Linked DNA regions of Homo sapiens: region 1 is linked to region 2. A link is an interaction called in ENCODE POLR2A ChIA-PET data of the cell type or tissue named here. Cell type or tissue: CD4-positive, alpha-beta T cell. All regions are shown on one strand. Region 1 holds the start of LOC107984118 (a long non-coding RNA gene). Region 2 has its middle 12 kb from the start of C5orf47.

The links. ChIA-PET counts read pairs that join two places held together with the same protein. Peaks named below come from ENCODE experiments on the same cell type or tissue, not always from the same donor. Only the 100,000 strongest peaks of a DNase experiment are listed, where the experiment ranks them.
Region 1: POLR2A ChIA-PET joins it to region 2 with 5 read pairs; 4 of 35 experiments call an interaction of 5 or more read pairs at or near these places.

The regions. Positions count from the first base shown.
Region 1 is chr5:173,712,683-173,717,682 of GRCh38, forward strand. All of the region lies in intron 1 of LINC01484 (long intergenic non-protein coding RNA 1484), which reads right to left. It overlaps LOC107984118 (a long non-coding RNA gene), which reads right to left and starts at 2,281. Exons shown (of 2, transcript XR_007059059.1): 1 at 2,144-2,281. In CD4-positive, alpha-beta T cell, no CTCF peak of the experiment used is centred here; a DNase peak (open chromatin) is centred at 2,139.
Region 2 is chr5:173,974,186-173,979,185 of GRCh38, forward strand. No RefSeq gene overlaps it. Among named protein-coding and RNA genes, the nearest start is that of C5orf47, 12 kb to the right of the region's middle. In CD4-positive, alpha-beta T cell, no CTCF peak of the experiment used is centred here; no DNase peak of the experiment used is centred here.

The DNA.
Region 1 (5,000 bases), 260 kb before region 2:
CAGGGAGGCTGGATGGGAGGCCATGGCAAGTTTGCAAGTTGGCACAGGTCTAAACAGAGGCAGTAGAATAGAAAGTCAAAGAGGAGAGGCCCCAAACATCTTAGGCAGGACATGCTTGTTTATTCATCTCTGAAAGTGAAAGGGAGGCAAGTACAGATTTAGTATGCCACTGTCCAGAGCGAATCGTAAGGGTACAGGGTTGGTGACTGACATTCCTGCTCCAAGAAACTCAAGAAACCTGACCTGTCCCCATCCCCCGCTCCCTGTAAATGTCTGTTTTTGGTTCCTCTTGCCCACCGGATGCAGAAAGGAGGGCCAGCCATGCAGAGCTGCAGCGAGGCAGAGCATAGGGCCAGGTTTCCACGATGTGGAGAGAAGGAGTGGCCCTGCGAGCAGGCGAGGGGGGTAGGGTGGGGAAAGGAAAAGGCATGGAAAACTGCAGACCATAACCCTTGGCAAGATCCAAAAGAAGAGGAATAGTGGAGGATGCAGAGAAAGGGACCACTACAGCCGTGGGCAGGAGTTTCTATTTCCAAATGGATGTGGGGAGGAAGATTTCAGAGGGAACATATTTGCCAGGAGAATTTTGAGAGAAATGACTCAGGGTTCCACAACAATAGCTAATAGGGCAGCAATGGATTGGAGAATGTATATATCTTTATGTTCTAAAACATTTTTTTAAGGAGACACTCTAAGGCCAGAATCGCAAGTGCATGTCTTTGTGGACAGAGCAGGTCACACAAATGAGGAAAGTGGACCACATATTCAAAACACAATAGCTCAAGCATGATAGCCAGCTGCAGGTGACACCAGGCTATAGTGTCCAGGAGACAATAGAGAGGGATAGGGACTGTGGCAAACTGGAGAGCACAGATCCACAAGGGCACAGCAGCAGGTCAGCTCCCACTACTGCCACCCTGTAGGAATACAGGGCTGGGTGGCCATGTTTTCTGATTTTTCAAAAAAATTCAGAAATTTTGATTTTTTCAGGAAACCTCCTGATATGTAAATAGTAGCAGCTAGTTCAGATTTTACCCTGTGTAATAAAACAAAACCATCCAGCCTGTGGGACTGCAGTGGGTCCCTCTGCTCCCCAGCAACCTTGCAATCAACTGAAAACCCACGTCACACAGGTCCTGCTGCCTTCACTCATGTCTGCGGCTTTTCCCCAGGGGGTCTGGAGAGAGAACAGGGCTGGGAGTCATTTGTGGCGTTAACTCCTGGTAGAGTTCCACCTCTAATGTGGGTCCTTGAGCAAACCCTGTAATGTTTCCAGGCCTCCGTTCCTCCACCTATATAATGGCGGCAAGATCTTGGCTCTTCCAGCCAAAAGTCTCTTCTTTTACAATTTTCCCAGATCACTACCACCTTCTGTTGATTGAGGTCCTCCTATCTGCCAGACCCTGTGTTACTCACTCTAAGTCCCTTGCCCAGGATCGCACAGCTATTGATGTTGCAGAGGCTGGATTCCAACTCACACCTGTCTGACTTCAAAGGCCTTTGACTTAGGTACTATATTGACTCCAGTGAAAGCAACTTATTAAATAATTCAGGTAATGCTCCAGGAAAGGGGAGTGTTTTCTATTGCTCTTCATGTACCACCCAAATTCTAAGAGATCCAAACAGTTAATTTTTGCAGCTGATGGGCCAGTATAGATTTTTTAGAGTTCCCTTCGACCTTATAAAAGGCAGAGGAGTAGAGGACTTAGCAAAAGGCCAGAGGAATCAACAACATGAGATGCACCAGGGGTCTCACCCAAGGCTTCAGACAGGCCTGGACTGGCCGACTAGGTGTCAGTCAGCAGAAGAGCAGAGGAAAGAACTCACCCCAGGAGAAAAGTGAGGTGCACGAGCATGTCAAGAACAGGGCCTCTGTTGGAGGGCAGGGGTGGCTGTTCATACAGCTCAGTGGCTGTTCCTTCCTTAAGTGCGGGGACTGGAGCAGAAAGCAGAAGGCCATTTGCATTAAAGTGTGCCACTCTGAGCACCCAGGCCTGTGTCCCCACAGACTGCCGTTCCTTCAGTTATTTCAAATGTCGCCTCTTTCTACTCAGCTGTTGAAGTCAAAAATCTGGCGTCATTCTTGACCTCTTCTTTTACCTCAAGTCTCAAATTCAGTCCATTGCCAAATTCTGTGACTCACCCCAAAATGTCTCACAGCTGTGTCATCTTCCCTCCTCTGCACTGTCCCGGCCGTGGCTGCTCTGCTGGTCTCCTCCTTCACCTTGCCCCTTTCCAGTATCTTTGTGACACAGCAGCTAGAGAAGTTTTTATACAATGCAGATCTGGCCCTGTCTCTCCTCTGCTTAAAAACCCTTTGGTGACTCCCTAGGGCACCATTAATAACGTTGCAAGCTTCCCTCCATGACCTACAAATCCTTCTGCTATCCCTCACACACTGTGCTCCCGCCACCCCTGCCCTCTTTTCAGTTCCTCAAATATGTCAAGTTCTTTCTGGCTTTGGAGTCCTACCAATGTGGATCTGAATCCCGGGTAACCTTGAGTAAGTGCTGTCACCTCTTTGAGCCCCATTCTGCTCATCTCTGAAATGGGTATAATTGTATAACTTATTTCAAGGCATCATCAGTATTGACTTTCTTGCTTTAAACTTACAATCCCATGGAAAATCCCACGGAACACTCTTTTGCTTTAAACCTACAATCCTATGGAAAACGGTGGAGAGAGAAGGATTAATGTCATCCACTGACAATTTCACCTTCATCACCTACTTAACAACGACAAAGTAAAAGACATTCATCCATTTTGGCTTCTGTTTAAATGAGTCATACAATGAAATATCAACCATTTTCACTTAAAAAATTACAGTCTACAACACTTTTTAAAAAATTTTGTGTCAATTACTCCCTTGTTTCTCTGTATACTTTTATGACCTATTTATGGATTTCTAAACAAAGTCTAGCTATTTTGTCTGGTTTTGGACTTTGTGCAAATGGAATCATACTCTCTGTGCTCTGTGACTTGCTTCCTATATTCACGTGAGGATCTGGGATTCACCCAAGCCCGTGCCTGCAGCAGCCACTTATTCATTGCCACTGCTTGCATCGTACTGCCCCGGAGGAAGGTAGCCCAGTTTTCTCACACATTCTACTCTCTGTAGACATTTGGGCTGTTCCTGGTTTTGCTATCTTGAATGATCTTGCTGTGCGCAGGCTGTGTGGGTCTCCTGGCACTGGAATGCTACAGTTCCTGGAGGGGACACACCTAGGAGTGCAGTGGTAGATCCCAGTGTGTGCGCATGTTCAGCTTGACTAGGAATCACCAACTGTTGCCAAAGGGCTCGCTCCACAAGGATTCTCCCACCAGCAGTGTCTGTTCTACCACATCCAACTGGGAAGAAAGGTGGAATGAGACGAATACGGAAAGATTACTTTTCATATATGTGTGTGGATAAGTGCATAAGTCTATGTAATTATCATATGTTTTATGCATTGTTATGAGTGTACGTGACTTCGTTAATTTCTGCAGAGGTTTAAACCATGTTTGCTCAAACCTCTGGGGTACCCCACTGTGGCTTTCATTCGCACGAATGACCAAGGTCTTGCTCAGCACCTTCAGTTCCTGCCTGGAGCCCACCAGGACCTCTGCTGAACCTCTGCTCAGACCCTCCAGGATATAGCCTGGGCTGACCGCAGTCTTGAACAAGTCCAGGAATGATGAAACCTGTTTTTCTAAGACAAATCCCCTAGAATGACATTCAAAGTCCTTCCTATGCTGAAATAACACCAGCTCCTGCACCGAAATAACACCAGCTCCTGCACCAAAATAACACAAGCTCCTGCACGGACCTCCTGGTTGCTCAGCGTTTCAGGCACGTTCTGCCTCTGCACATTCACCCTCAGAGGCCCTCTGGAGGGTCACCCTTCCCTGGATTTTCCTTCCCCAGGCTCCTCCATCCCTCAGTCTGTTCAGGTCTGTGCCCAAGATCTTCTCTGACCACCCTGTCCAGAAGACAGGCCACCACTCCTGGCTGTACCTCACCCTGCTCTGTTTTTCTTGTAAACATGACCTCCCAATGCCTTATACATGGATGTGTTCCTCTGTTCTCTGTGTTTCCACCAGAAGGTGAGTGCTTTGGGGTAGGGATGCATCTTTTCACCTGTTGGGTTAACTGTGCTCAGAGCTGTGCCCACCACATAGCAGATTCTCAAGATAGAATTGCTGAACCTATTTACGAGTGAAGGAGTCCACACCATGCTTTAAAACCTCGCTGTGAGAGATGGGTTCAGGAATGAGTTCTTTCCTTTTCATTTAAAAACAGTCCTTGGCCAGGCGCGGTTGCTCACACCTGTGATCCTAGCACTTTGGGAGGCTGAGGCTGGTGGATCACCTGAGATCAGGAGTTCGAGACCAGCCTGGCCAATATGGTGAAACTCTGTCTCTATGAAAAATACAGAAAATAAGCCGGATGTGGTGGTGTGTGCCTGTAATCCCAGCTACTCAGGAGGCTGAGGCATGAGAATCTCTTGAACCCGGGAGGCGGAGGTTGCAGTGAGCCTAGATTGCACCACTGCACTCTAGCCTGGGTGACAGCAAGACTCTCTTTCAAAGAAAAAAAAATAACAACTCCTTATTAAATTCCTCTGCAGAAATTAGTGAAGTAGCTTGCACTCATAACAATGCATAAAACATATGATAATCACATAGGTCTATGCATTTATACACACACATATATGAAAAGTAATCTCTCCATATTCATCTCATTCTACCTTTCTTTCCAGCAACTAATATTAGTTGTCCTCATATTCAGACACATACAAAAAATAGGGCTTCTTAGTTGATTTTTACCAAAAAAGTGGGATCCTACAGTATTCTGTATCTTGTTTTTCTCATTTAACAATTATGTGCTGGACATTAATCCAGATAACTGCATATGTAGAAAACTTTTTTTAACAGGTGCAAAATATTCTGTTGTGTGGGTGACCCACAATTTATTCAATTATTCCCCAGCTGACAGACAAGCAAAGGTGGCTTTTAGATTT
Region 2 (5,000 bases):
ACACTCGAGTCCCAAGAGGCTGGTGGTGGTGGTGGTGGTGGTAGGGGGGCAGGTGCTGATATGAGGCTGAGGTGGGGGAGGGTGACAATAAACAAGTACACAGTAAATAAGAGAATTTCAGAGCATGGTAGAGACAATGTGTGAGGGAAGGCGCAAGGACAGAGCTGCTTTGGAGAGAGGGGTCCAGGATGGCAGCTCCCAAGAGGGGCCTTTAGGCTGAGATCTGCACCGTGAGAAGGTGTAAGCTGGGTGCACCCTCACTTATCAGGCTCTCGTGTCATCCTGCTGGGCATCCTGTTAGCAGCCCCGCATGCTGACTCTCGTGGAGAACAGGGAAGGCCCCAGGTGACTGGGACAGTGAGACAGCTCTGTGACTGTTCCATATGGACAGGCCAAAACAGGGTTTTAAGGCACAGTAGCTTCAGTCTCCTCTGTTGCCTACATCTCCTCCTTCCCTGTTCTTCTGTCTAAGCGGAAGGAGTTAGTATCAGATTTGATGTCTCTCCTACCAAAATAAACACTAGATTTAAAAATATATATTTTATATTTATATAAATATATATTCAAAAGGACTGGAGAGCTACTGAGGTGGTAAGACCTTGAGGCCGGTTGTGCACAGGTCTGGGCAGAAGACAAGCACCACGGTGATGCAATATCCAGCATGACTTCTCCTCCAGACATTGGCTGATCGTGAGTGACAGCCTAGAGGCTAAGACGCTGAGCTGTAGGTGGCCTCATGGGGTGTAAGGGACAAAAATAAGACCAGGTCCAGAAAGGGCCCTGATAAACACCCTGGACTTTCAACTGGGGCATTTAAGAGCGAGAGTCTAGAGAGTAAGACCAAACAAGATATACACTAGCCTTTGTAAAGACTGAACCCAGCTATAAATCAGCTTGATCCCAGATAAGGAATTAAGATGAACTTCCTCTACCTCAGCTGCCCACCAGAAACAAAAGTAAATTCTCTCTGGAGAATGATAACATTATCTGGAGTTTCAAATAATCTCTACAATTTTTATTACACACCATCTGGTATTTGATTTTAAAAATTTTTCCAGCATGCCAGAATTCAAAATCCAATGACTAAAAAATAAGAGAAACAAATGGCTTCGGTTACCATAATGGTAGTTTTAAATTTTCAATAGTTTTTTGTGGAACAGGTGGTGTTTGGTTACATGGATAAGTGCTTTCGAGGTGATTTCTGAGATTTTGGTGCATCCATCACCCAAGCAGTGTGCACTGTTGCTGCTACACCTGAGCAGTGTAGTAGACTACCCAATGTGTAGTATTTTACCCCTCACCCTCACTCCCACCCTTTCCCCTGAGTTCCCAAAGTGCACTGTATCATTCTCATCCTCCATCCTCATAGCTTAGCTCCAATTTATAAGTGAGAACATACAATGTTTGGTTTTCCATTCCTGAGTTACTTCACTTAGAATAATGGTCTCCAACTCCATCTAGGTTGCTGTGAATGCATTATTTTATTCCTTTTTATGGCTGAGTAGTATTCCATGGTGTGTGTGTGTGCATATATATATATATATATATATATATATATATATATACATTTTCTTTATCCACTCGTTGCTGAATGGACATTTGGACTGGTTCCATATTTTTGCAATTGCAAATTGTATGGCTATAAACATGCATGTGCAAGTGTCTTTTTTTTTTTTTTTTAAATAAAATGACTTCTTTTCCTTTGGGAAAATACACAGTAGTGGGATTGCTGGATCAAATGGTAGATCTACTTTTGGTTCTTTAAGAAATCTCCCAACATGGCACATATATACATATGTAACAAACCTGCACGTTGTGCACATGTACCCTAAAACTTAAAAAACTTAAAGTATAATAATAATAAAATTAAAAAGAAATCTCCACGCTGTTTTCCATAGTGGTTGTACTAGTTTATATCCCCAACAGCAATGTGAAAGGCTTCCCTTTCCACCACATCCACAGCAACATTACCTATTTTTTAATTATGGCTATTCTCGCAGGAGTAAGGTGTTGGCGCATTGTGGTTCTGATTTGCAGTTCCCTGATCATTAGTGATGTTGAGCATTTTTTTGTGTTTGTTGGCCATTTGTATATCTTCTTTTGAGAATTTTTTCTTCATGTCTTTAGCCCACTTTTTGATGGGATTATTTGTTTTGTTTTTCTTGCTGATTTGAGTTTCTTGTAGATTCCAGATATTAGTCCTTTGTTGGAAGTATAGATTGTAAAGATTTTCTCCCACTCTGTGGGTTGTCTGCTTACTCTGCTGATTATTTCTTTCTTTTTAGTTTAATTAAGTACCATCTATTTACCTTTGTTGCATTTGTTTTAGGGTTCTTCGTCATGAAGTCTTTGCTTAAGCCAAAGTCTAGAAGGGTTTTTCCAATGTTATCTTCTAAAATATTTATGGTTCCAGGTCTTAGATTTAAGTCCTTGATCCATCTTGAGTTGATTTTTGTATAAGGTGAGAGATGAGGATCCAATTTCATTCTTCCACCTGTGGCTTGCCAATTATCCCAGCACCATTTGTTGAATAGGATGTCCTTTCCCCACTTTATGTTTTTGTTTGCTTTGTCAAAGATCAGCTGGCTGTATTTGACTTTATTTCTGAGTTCTCTATTCTGTTCTGTTGGTCTATGTGCCTATTTTTATACCAGAGTACCATGCTGTTTTGGTGACTATATGCTTATAGTATAGCTTGAAGTTGGAAAATGTGATGCCTCCAGATTTTTTTTTTTTTTTTGCTTAGTCTTGTTTTGGCTATGTGAACTTTTTTTTTTTTTTTTGGTCCCATATGAATTGTAGGGTTGCTTTTTCTAGTTCTGTGAAGAATGATGATGGTAATTTGATGGGAATTGCATTGAATTTGGCAGTATGGTCATTTTCACAATGTTTTTGGCAGTATGGTCATTTTCACAATATTGATTCTACTCATCCATGAGCATGTGATGTGTTTCCATTTGTTTGTGCCACCTGTGATTTCTTTCAGCAGCATTTTGTAGTTTTCCTTGTAGAGGTCTTTCGCCTCCTTGGTTAGGTGTTAGGTGTATGCCTAAGAATTTTATTATTATTATTATTTTTTGCAGCGATTGTAAAAGGGGTTGAGTTCTTGTTCTGATTCTCAGCTTGGTCGCTGTTGGTGTATAGCAGTGCTATTAATTTGTGTACATTGGCTTTGTATCCTGAAACTTTACCGAATTCATTTATCAGATCTAGGTGCTTGTTGGATGAGTCTTTAGGGTTTTCTAGGTATATGATCATATTATTGGCAAAGAGTGACAATTTGATTTCTCCTTTACCAATTTGGATGCCCTTTATTTCTCTTGTCTGATTGCTCTGGCTAGGACTTCCAGTACTATGTTGAATACAAGTGGTGAAAGTGGGCATCCTTGTCTTGTTCCAGGTCTTAGGGGGAAATGCTTTTAACTTTCCCCCATTCAGTATAATGTTGGCTGTAAGTTTGTCATCGATGGCTTTTATTACGTTAAGGTATGTCCCTTCTATGTCGATTTTGCTGAGGGTTTTAATCATAAAGTGACGCTGGATTTTGTCAAATGCTTTTTCTGTGTCTATTGAGATGATCGTGTGATTTTTATTTTTAATTCTGTTTATGTGGTGCATCACATTTATTGACTTGTGTATGTTAAACTATCCCTGCATCCCTGGTATGAAACCCACTTGATCATGATGGATTATCTTGTTGATATGTTGTTGGATTCGGTTAGCTAGTATTTTGTTGAGGAATTTTGCATCTATGTTTATCAGGAATATTGGTCTGTAGTTTTCTTTTTTTATTATGTCCTTTCCTGGTTTTGGTGTTAGGGTAATACTGGCCTCATAGAATGATTTAGGGAGCATTCCCTCTTTCTCTATGTTTTGGAATAGTGTCAATAGTATTGGTACCAATTCTTTGAATGTCTGATAGAATTCAGCTGTGAAACTATCTGCTCCTGGACTTTTTGTTGTTGTTGGCCATTTTAAAGTTACCATTTCAATTTTTCTGCTTGTTATTGGGGGTCTGTTCAATTTTTATTAATTTTTTTATTTTAGAAAGTCTCGCTCTGTCCCCAGGGCTGGAGTGCAGTGGTGCCATCTTGGCTCACTGCAACCTCCACCTCCCAGGTTCAAGTGATTCTCCTGCCTCCGCTTCCCAAGTAGCTAGGATTACATGGATCTGCCACCATGCCTGGCTAATTTTTATATTTTTAGTAGAGACAGGGTTTCGCCATGTTGACCAGGCTGGTCTTGAACTCCTGACCTCAGGTGATCTGCCTGCCTTGGCCTCTCAAAGTGCAGGGATTACAGGCGTGAGCCAGTGCTCCTGGCCTGTTCAGAGTTTTTATTTCCTCCTGGTTTAATCTAGTAGGGTTGTATATTGCAGGAATTTATCCATCTCCTCTAGGTTTTCTGGTTTGTGCACATAAAGGTGTTCATAGCAGCCTTGAATGATCTTTTGTATTTCTGTGGTATAGGCTGTAATATCTTCCATTTCTTTTCTAATTGAACTTATTTGGATCTTCTCTCTTCTTGGTTAATGTCATTAACGGTCTATCAATTTTGTTTATCTTTTCAAAGAACCAGCTTTTTGTTTCATTTATCTTTTGTATTTTTTTTGTTTCAATTTCATGTAGTTGTGCTCTGATTTTTGTTATTTCTTTTCTTCCACTGTGTTTGGGTTTAGTTTGTTCTTGTTTCTATAGTTCCTTAAGGTGACCTTAGATTGCCTATTTGTGCTCTTTCAGACTTTTTGATGTAGGTGTTTAATGCTATGAACTTTCCTCTTAGCACCACTTTTGCTGTAATCCCAGACGATTTCATAGGTTGTGTTACTATTATCATTCAGTGCAAAAAAGGTTTAATTTCTATCTTCATTTGATTGTTGACTCAATGATCATTCAGGAGCAGATTATTTAATTTCCATGTATTTGCATGGTTTTGAGGGTTCCTTTCGGAGTTTCTAATTTTATTTCACTGTGGTCTGAGAAAGCACTTGATATAATTTT